Regions from separate parts of the Homo sapiens genome. Here region 1 is linked to region 2. A link is a loop called in an ENCODE intact Hi-C map of the cell type or tissue named here. Cell type or tissue: PC-3. All regions are shown on one strand.

The links. A loop is a pair of places that touch in the nucleus more often than their neighbours do. Peaks named below come from ENCODE experiments on the same cell type or tissue, not always from the same donor. Only the 100,000 strongest peaks of a DNase experiment are listed, where the experiment ranks them.
Region 1: a loop joins it to region 2, with 2.3 times the contacts of the local background. A loop is called at or near these places in 1 of 110 quality-filtered maps.

What each region holds. Positions count from the first base shown.
Region 1 is chr12:28,548,617-28,553,616 of GRCh38, reverse strand. CCDC91 (coiled-coil domain containing 91) reads right to left here. Exons shown (of 13, transcript NM_018318.5): 13 at 3,451-4,554. The coding sequence ends at 4,444. Among named protein-coding and RNA genes, the nearest start is that of CCDC91, 360 kb to the right of the region's middle. In PC-3, no CTCF peak of the experiment used is centred here; a DNase peak (open chromatin) is centred at 2,436; H3K27ac peaks cover 1,154 bases.
Region 2 is chr12:28,495,872-28,500,871 of GRCh38, reverse strand. The region is part of intron 12 of CCDC91 (coiled-coil domain containing 91); the gene reads right to left. Among named protein-coding and RNA genes, the nearest start is that of CCDC91, 310 kb to the right of the region's middle. In PC-3, no CTCF peak of the experiment used is centred here; a DNase peak (open chromatin) is centred at 2,831; H3K27ac peaks cover 1,499 bases.

The sequences.
Region 1 (5,000 bases), 53 kb before region 2:
CATCTAAAATTCTAAGGAATAGGCATAAAACACATATTTCTGAACACAAGTATTCTTCCTGTGCGGAAATGCCAGTATATCAAAGGATTTATATTAAGTAGAATCACTGTTGCACTTTGAATTCATTCACATAGAAGTGAATACATCTTACTCTTCAATGACCGTAGCTGGTTATTTATCTGGATTGCTTGGAACCATACAGACCAGTTTTATAAAAATCTTATTTGATATTTCTACCTAGTTTACTGCATTTTCTATAACTGCAACCAACTGACACAGAATATAGAAGTTTTTTCCTGCTTTATAAGAAAAAAAGAGAAAATTATAAGAAAAACATGTATTGTTGCTTATTTTTATCTATAAAAAGCCAAGAATCATAAAAACATATTAGTTTGCCTATAAAATTATAACATATAATGAATTTTAAAGAATAGCTCACTGAGACCATAGGTATAAACTTACTAATTGAATCACTAAGTGTTAAACATTTTTGTAGAGTTGAATTAAACATTTACATTTGGCAGCTAATCAGGCAAAAAACCAAAAAATACTATAGGAAAAATGTTTCAAAAAATGTAGTGCTGTTTAGTGGTTGTAACAATTTCAGAAAAAAGTACCTCAATAAAAGGGACAAAACTCAAAATTCATTACATATATATCTTGTCACAAGAAATCTTCTACTATCTATTTTCAGTATCTGAGCTGTGTTGAAGTCAGCAATTTGTACATTCTGTGGCTTCATTTTTTTTTTCTTTTTAAATCAGCTACCAGACTTCTGAGAACCGAATGTTTGCCAGGACTGAGTCAAATTTTCCTACCTTTTGAATAAGTTTGTTTCTTGATTTCTGTGTATTTCTCACAACAAGGCCAATCTGTATCACAATTCAGAGTCAGAAATGAATTGAAAAATACTGTCAGATATTCTTGGCATCGTTATCACCAGGACTCATACACTGCTCTGGACATTCCCTGATCTGACCCAATCTTAAGCACCTCTCCTCTCTTTACACATAACTTCCACTGGGCCCTCTGAATCTTCTACTCTTGATCACAAAACTTTATGCACTCAGTCTGTCCTCTAAATGTTGTTGCTCCCTATGTGTTCCAACTCCAAACTGACGGACCAGTAGGTTTAATGCTGTTCTATGGCCCTCTCAAGCAGACGCTGTTTACTCTTGTAGCTAGGCCCAACTCAGCACCATATGAAATGATTTCACATATAATTTCCCATATGTTCTTCCCTACTTATATTTAGAGGATCTTCTAAATTTGGGTAGCACATTTCAATCAATGTGATTTAGTCATTTGAGTATCATTGGAAATGCAGAGTTCATTTTAGAGTTTTCAGAAATTTTACTGATTTATATAGAAAGTAGGTTTTACTGTTTTATGAGCGTTAATTTTCTTACAGGATCTCATTCAGAAACACAGCAACTTTAGCTAAATCCTTTAAAGCGGTAGTCAGAATCTATTAGCTGGGAATTAGTTGGTTAATTACATTGCAGGTGCAATAATTGTTTTATTGATTGATTCAATTATTTATTAACTCAATTATACACTAAGTCCTCACTACAGGCTAGGCACTATGAAATGCATTGATATAACAAACAAAACAGATGTGGTCTCTCTGCTTAGGAGGAGGCAGACATAAATAAAAACACAAATTATTAATTATAAATAACAATTAAAACATTATTTAATTATATAAGTACTCCATAGGAAAAGTTCAATATATAGTGACCCCAGGAATGGGGACAATTTAAGGGGGAGCAACTTGTTGAGAATGAATGCTTGGTAAGGTGGGGTAAGAAAACAAAACCAGATCAAAGAAAATTCTACCTGCTCTTTCCCTTCTACTTATATATACCAATGATTGGTGAGCAAGTAGCCTGTGGATTATGGGGGACTGGGTGGGCTAAAAATGTGTTTATCAGTTAAATTCAGAGAACAGTTTTAGTTTTGCCTGGCTTAAAAAAAGAGCCCAGCAGTCACAACTGTGGGCTCTCATATATAGTGATAACATCCACTTACTGTGATGCTGATGGTGATGCCTACAAGTAAGGAGCCTGTGGATTCAGAACACATTGGCTTTCTGCTTTTTGTTAGCAGAGTCTTTGGAGATATGGCAGAGCTGTTTACTAGTATGTAAACAGAAGACTAGAGGCAGAGTGCTTTGATCAAAGTCTCCTTTTCTTTGGGAGTTTTATAAATATTTTCCAGGTTTATATATACATTTTTTATTATTCAGATGTATTACTCTTTTAAATATAGAGAACATTTCCTGATTCCGTTCAGTTTAATTGTCAGATAAAAAAAAAGAAGTTATAATAATAGATAACTGACTCACTGAAGAATAACACCAATCATAGGGACATTGTTCTGGTTTTGATTTCAAAGCAATCACTGAGTAAGCCTCCTTTGAAATGGAACGTGAGTCAGCATTCAGCAAAGCTGAGTTTAAACCTCTACTCTAGATTCTGAGTGACAGAAAGCTTTTAAATAGGGCACTGTTTGTTCATAGTTTTGGGTATCTGTGATTTACTTGGCTTTGTTAGACAATAGAGGCTTTGGTTCAGTTATATTTTTAACATTCCTTAAAATAAATCAAAGAGTGTTCCCATTTTGGATGCGGATTGGTACGGTAGAGGAAATGAGAAGCCAACAAGTGCCAAGTATCCAGGGATTACTTGCTGGGATCTGTGCTTGACTGCTTTGGGTAATGTTTTTTGGTTGCACATAATAGAAACTGGCTCTGGCTAGCTTAAGGGAAAAAAGTTAAGTGGAAGAATATTGGAATATTCAATATAACATATTGGAAGAATATTCAGGTATCTCACAGAATCTGAGACTCAGGAAAAAAAGGGTTGGGGTCACCTCTAACCTCAGAAATAGGGGTTCATGTCTGTCTCCCTATGGTAAGGAAGCTGAAGTGATGTCACCATAAGACTTTTCATAAGAGGCCCACTTGGGGTCAGGTCTTCACCTGTGGGTCAGTCAGTCAAGGTTAGAGGGGCAGAATGCTATGCTTTAGCCACTTGTTTGTAGGTACTCACACCTGTATTTTGTGATTAATTTCCAGAGAAAGGGAAATTATTATAAACTGGAGGCTATACCAGCAAGCACTATATGGGGTACTTTACAAGATTTATTTTTTTAATAGCCTATAAAAATCACTCTTTCTACCTCACAAATGAGAAAACTGAGACTCAAATTAGTTAGGCAGCTTGTCTAACTAACTAGTTAGGCAGCTTGTCTAAGGATCTACAATTAAAATTTAGCAGGGCTAGAAGGCCAAGCAGGTCTATAAGGAAGGCTAGTCTTGTTCTTAAAATATTCGAGTGATAAAACGACTTAGGATAGAAAATTTCAACTTGAGAAAGAAAAATTCTAAAAAAAAATAAAATATATTTTTTAAAGAAATTTAAAAAAAAACAAAAAGTAACAACCAAATAAGTTTGGGAGCTCTTTTTATTACACTGAGAAATCTCAGAAACGTACAAAGCCCATGAAAGTAGATGCATTTCAGAAAATAAGATAAAACATTTGCATACATACATATTAATGACATTTTAGTTTTGAATTAAAAATATTCATGATTTTGCATTGAAGCATCCTGCCTGTGAATTAAGTACATTCTGAAATACTGGGAAAAGATTTCATATATCCTGTACTTGAACCTAAATTCCTATAAATGGCTGAGTTATATTCTCTTTCTAGAGATTAAGTTCACAATTTGATTTGTAGACTAATGGTTTTATTGATTCAAAGTATCTTTAAAGAGCAGAAATAGGAAACAAGCATACACCACACACACCCCTTTAGTTTAAGTGATATATCAGATCAAAGTTGAATTAATATAATAATCTTTAGTGCTTTTAATTGTATTGTTTGTTTTCAGTAGACCAATGAAAATACATAGATCCAACTGCAGAAGAGGTTAGGTAATGCCGGAATGATTCTCTATCATATCGGTGTTTTATTTCCAATTATACAGATAAATAAGTGATGTTGAAATCCATGCTATTTCTATCCTCAAAATAAGATAAATGTATGGTTACATTCTAGCATCTCATCAAGAGTCATCATGAAACAATAATATATTTACTACTTTTGCAAAATAATATATAATAGACTCCCACAGGCTATAAAGTTTACTTAATTAATTTTGGTAATGTGGCACTTTACAATGGCTTTTGGGTCATATCATACTCTGTTGCTGCTACTACTAATAATAATAAAATAACAGTAAATGTAAAGAAGAAACCAAAAGAAAATAAATTAGATCACTTGATAGTTCTAAATATTGTTTTGGTTTATCCTTGAACTGGAAATCAATTCTACATGATTTGGAAAGAAAACAAACACATCTTTATAATTCAGAGTGTGTATTTTGAAGGTGTAATATGATTTATCCAATGCCAGTGTGGGTTTGTCATGTTCTTTTTATTCAATGTCAACTGGTTCCGTAGCTATTAAAGCACTTAACTGTTTCTGTGCACAGGAGAGGAACAGTTCCAAACTGGACAGGCTTCTTTGGCGGATGACTTGATCGAGCTGTTTAATTTTTTTAAAGAGAGAGAGAAAGAGAAAAAAAAATACTGAGTTGAAGGATAAAGAATATTATGTCTCTGAAGCCCACTAGAAAAAACTTTCCAGATGAGACAATTTAGGAAATCAAATAGTACTTTCAACTGAATGACAGTAAAGTCACTCTTTCTGGCCTAAATCATCTAAGATGAGATGATAATCATTATAGTTTTATAACTGATGTTGTTACTCAGTTATTAGAGAAATATCATACATTTGATCAGAATGATTTCAGAAAACATAAAATAGTATTAAAATGCCAGTTCTTAGTGTATATACGCAACCAAACATCCACAAATATATTACAGATACAAGTAACAAAATAAGTACATAGCACAGAAACACAGCATAATCACATCATACACAGGGTTTAGTGGAACAAATTATAAGGGAGGAGATAAACAATTTGCTGA
Region 2 (5,000 bases):
TTGAGTATAAAAATAAAATTATGGCTTCAGAGATAATAGGGGGAGGGCAGGGAACATTCCAAGTGCTGACTGTTGATAATGCAGTTCAAATATCTATGGAATACATCTATTCTGAGAATCTTTTAAGTTTTTACTTGGTTTTATACAGTAAATACATACTCTAAGACATAGTTCTTGAAATAGCTAAACTGACCAAAGTTAATAGGTAGATAAATTTTCATTAGACTCAAAACTTGGTAACGGTATCTATTTATTTAGCTATTTGCCAATACCTTCTGTGGTGCTATGTATGAGCCTAGTGAGAAATGACTCATATCTTATCATTAAACTATTTATTTTTGGCAGAAGCCTTGAAGCAAAGAAGATGATGTATCTAAAGTAAGCAGGATCCTCAATGAAAAATGAGGTGCCCCTAGAAGAAAACCTAGGCAATACCATTCAGGACATAGGCATGGACAAAGACTTCATGACTAAAACACTAAAAGCAATGGCAACAAAAGCAAAAATTGACAAATGGGATCTAATTAAACTAAAGAGCTTCTGCACAGCAAAAGAAACTATCATCAGAATGAACAGGCAACCTACAGAATGGGAGAAAATTTTTGCAATCTATCCATCTGACAAAGGGCTAATATCCAGAATCTACAAAGAACTTAAACAAATTTACAAGAAAAAAAAAAAACCCCATCAAAAAGTGGGCGAAGGATACGAACAGACACTTCTCAAAAGAAGACATTTATGTAGTCAACAAATATATGGAAAAAAGCTCATCATCACTGGTCATTAGAGAAATGGAAATCAAAACCACAATGAGATACCATCTCATGCCAGTTAGAATGGCGATCATTAAAAAGTCAGGAAACAACAGATGCTGGAGAGGATGTGGAGAAACAGGAACGCTTTTACACTGTTGGTGGTAGTATAAATTAGTTCAACCATTGTGGAAGACAGTGTGGCGATTCCTCAAGAATCTAGAACTAAAGATAGCATTTGACCCAGCAATCCCATTACTGGGTATATACCCAAAGGATTATAAATCATTCTACTATAAAGACACATGCACACATATGTTGACTGCAGCACTATTCACAATAGCAAAGACTTGGAACCAACCCAAATGCCCATCATTGATAGACTGGATAAAGAAAATGTGGCACATATACACCATGGAATACTATGCAACCATAAAAAAGGATGAGTTCATGTCCTTTGCAGGGACATGGATGAAGCTGGAAACCATTATTCTCACAAGAACAGAAAACCAAATACTGCATGTTCTCACTCATAAGTGGGAGTTGAACAATGAGAACACATGGACACAGGGAGGGGAACATCATACATCTGGGCCTGTAAGGGAGTGGGGGGTAGGGGAAGGATAGCATTAGGAGAAATACCTAATATAGATGACAGGTTGATGGGTGCAGCAAACCACTATGGCACATGTATACCTATGAAACAAACCTGCACATTCTGCACATGTACCCCAGAACTTAAAGTATAATAATAATAATAATAAAAGTGAGGTGCCATATATTCCAAGTGAAAACTCTTTGCATTACTGTTAATAACTGTATCTGCTTAGAAGGGAATTAAATGTATACTACTTAACCAACAGAAGTTGCTCAGGCTCAGGGTGGTTTTACGTTTGTGAATTTACTACATTCAAGGATTGATTTTTCAGCTATGCAGGTACAGATTTATCAAAATACCAGGCATAGATCTTTTTCTTAAGAGAAGACTTGAAATAACTCAAGTTCATAAAACTGACCATAAAAGCTTCCCCTATGCTAGAAACAAATCACAATCAGAAAGCTGCTTAGTGAGCAAGGAATTTGAACAAACAGAGTTAGATTAGATAAATGTTTAATGGCATTCCTTCATTAAGCAACATTTCATTAAACATCTGTTATGTTTCAGGCTTATTCTAGATACTGAGAATACAGCAGTGAACAAAACAAATGAGGTCTTTTCTCTTTTAGAGCTTATATTTTATAGTAGGGGGAAAAGATAATTAACAAGAATTTTTGTCTGTTTTATTTACTGATATATCCCTAGCACTTAAGAGTGCTACCTAGCATATATTAGGTATTTGATGGTATTTGTTCACTGAATGAATAGTGAATGATAAAAACATGAACATAATTTCAAAGAGTTTTATGCACTAAGAAGAAAAAATAGAGTAGTGATACTATAAAGTAAGGTTGGTAGGAGAGAAGATAGCTAATTTATACTGGGTGGTATGGTAGATTAAATAATTATTGATCAAATATTTAGCCATTCTTTTTCCTCACCTCTGTGGGAGAAATAGGCTTTTTCACCTATTGATGTTGAGTTTGACTGTGTGACATGCTTTGGCTTCATGGTATATGGAATGTACGTCCCTGCTTCTTGACCTTGGACTTGACCATATAACTTGCTTTGGAGATATCAGCAGATAAGGCATAATCAGAAGCTTGCAATGTTTACCTGTTTGGGCTTTCTCTCTTGCACTCTGCTCTTGACATGAGAAGAACATGCCTTGTTCACAGTTTTCTGTGCCCATCACAGTTTCCTTTTGAGTACTGGAAATTCTGTTCAAGTGGCTTAATTTCTTTCACTAAATTCAAGGGCTTTCATTTTTGAATATGTATGCTATTTTCAATAACCTCTCTACTGATGTGTGAGTCATAAATATAAAAGGAGTGAATGAATCACATTGTACACTGGTGGAGGAAGTGAAAGAGATTTTTACTAACTATGATTATATAATGATGCAGAAAGGTATATGTAAAGTTGTTCTTGTTGTTCTTAACAGGATTCTTAAGTAACTTAACCTGTAAAACCAACTAAGAGCAGAAGGAGAGGGCATGTTTGTTTAGTTCCATGGCTAAGCTCCACCCCAGACAAGATATTTTCATTTTCAACACATGATACATAAGGAAAGGGAAATGTGAACCACAGGAATGGAGTAAATATTGAGGACAAAAGCAAAGGGTTGAATACATTATAGTCACACTAAAGCTTAAACGAATAAGTACTCTAAACTACAAAGGAAATACTAAGCCATAAAGTTATTTTAAATGTCATATATCCCCACAGATGAATAAAAAGTATACATTTAAATTTTTGTAAAATGGCAAAGAAGATATGATTAATATGCTCCTAGTACAAGGTATTAATCACATTATACATGCAAAAATTAATAAAAAACCATAGTGAAAAGAATAGTGGGACTATTTTATGACTCAATCTCAATGTACGCTGCTGGATATACAGCTTATCCTGGAATATTTTACTTCAAATCAGATGTTCATAAAATCATCCACATTGGAAAAAAAGTCATCTGGAAAAGATTCAAATGGGTTGGTGGAATCTAACTTTGCAATTTAGTAGTATAATGTCCCGAGCCACAACCTTCTCTAACAACCAGAACATCAAAGATGTGATAAGAACCTGTGAAAACAGATACCAAAAAACCTGTATACTTATTACAAAGTTAAGATGGAAATTTCTCCTTGTTCAAGCTTAACATGTGTGACTTAATTTGATACAGTACTCTGCTGTCTAGTTTCTCATTATTTTCTTCAGTTTTATACTTACAATCAGAGTTGAAAAATAGCAGAGGCCATGGATAACAGGTTCAATAGCAAGAAAATGGGGAGAAGGAGAGAAGAAACAGATTAATTGATTAGAGGGACACATAAATACAGAGAACAGATGATGCCAAGGACTCAAGAAACAATGGAAATCTCATCTAGATGAATTTAGTAGAAAGAAATTTAAGCTCTTTTTTTAGTAAACTTGGTGGCCATCATTCTATGAAAAAAGTACTATAACTAACATATATGAAATATCCCTGAGTAATCAGGGGGAAACACTGTTGATTAACACAATGATAAGTTTAATCACTAAAATTTACAAAAAATCCTACATATATATATATATATATGTATATATATATGTATATATATACCTTATATATGTGTGTATATATACCTTATATCTACATATATACATATATATATATACCTTAAGAACTATTTTTAGTACAACTACATAGAACCCAGAACCTAATCTATCCAAAGTATTGCATATCCTTTGAACAGTGTTGTATAACTTAGGCATTAACTGTAGAAAATCTCAGATTACTTGAAAAAGAATATTATGGTGGCCAAGCTGCAAACTTTCTACAAAATGATGAACCTAGCAATTGCTAATGTTCTGTTCTAGAAAGAATGAAACCCACCTAGTTTAACTTCAAAGGATCAGTTTTAGAATTAGCCAAAAGACTAAAAAGCTGGAAAAATATTTCTTCAGTAACCACAGCAACTTGGGAGACTTTACTAAAGAATGTAGTGGCCATTTGTAATGTTTTCTGATTTTTGATATCCTCCCTATGTTTAAAAAATTTCCAGCCTTATGAGGTATGATTCCCCTGCATAAAACCCAAGAAAACTCAGTTATCTAGCCTGCTCTGCTCCTATGGCTCCACTAACCAGAGTCAAATGTGCGAGACTTTGATTCATAAGTGAGGAATTAGAGGTCTCTGTATAGCATCTATTTTGCTCGTGACGATGATAATAGAAGTATCCAAATTTGGGGGATGGAAATGATTGAACTATGCAATAGTTTATCCTAGTGCTTGATGGGAATGTGCAGCAAAGAGTGGTTTATCTTTAGCCAGTTTTGCAGTGTAGTTTTTGCTATTGTTCATAGAAGCTTAACCTTGGTTTTCCAGCCCTCTAGCAACTTGGCTGCTTACCTAATATCGTTTTAATAAACTCCTCTGCTGCTTAGTCAGATGAAAGCAGCTTCTGTTATTTAAAAGAAGAACCCTGGTTGATATGTAAATTGGTTCTAGAAGTGGTTGAAGACAATATAACCTCAGGAAAATCGGAAAGATTTTAGTTACCTGGTTCTGTAAGGGTCGATGGCTGTAAAGATTCAGCTGGTATTCTTTAAAAAAATGTAAAATCTGGTAGTTCATAGTGTGCAGCAGCAAACTAACAAATTATTAACTA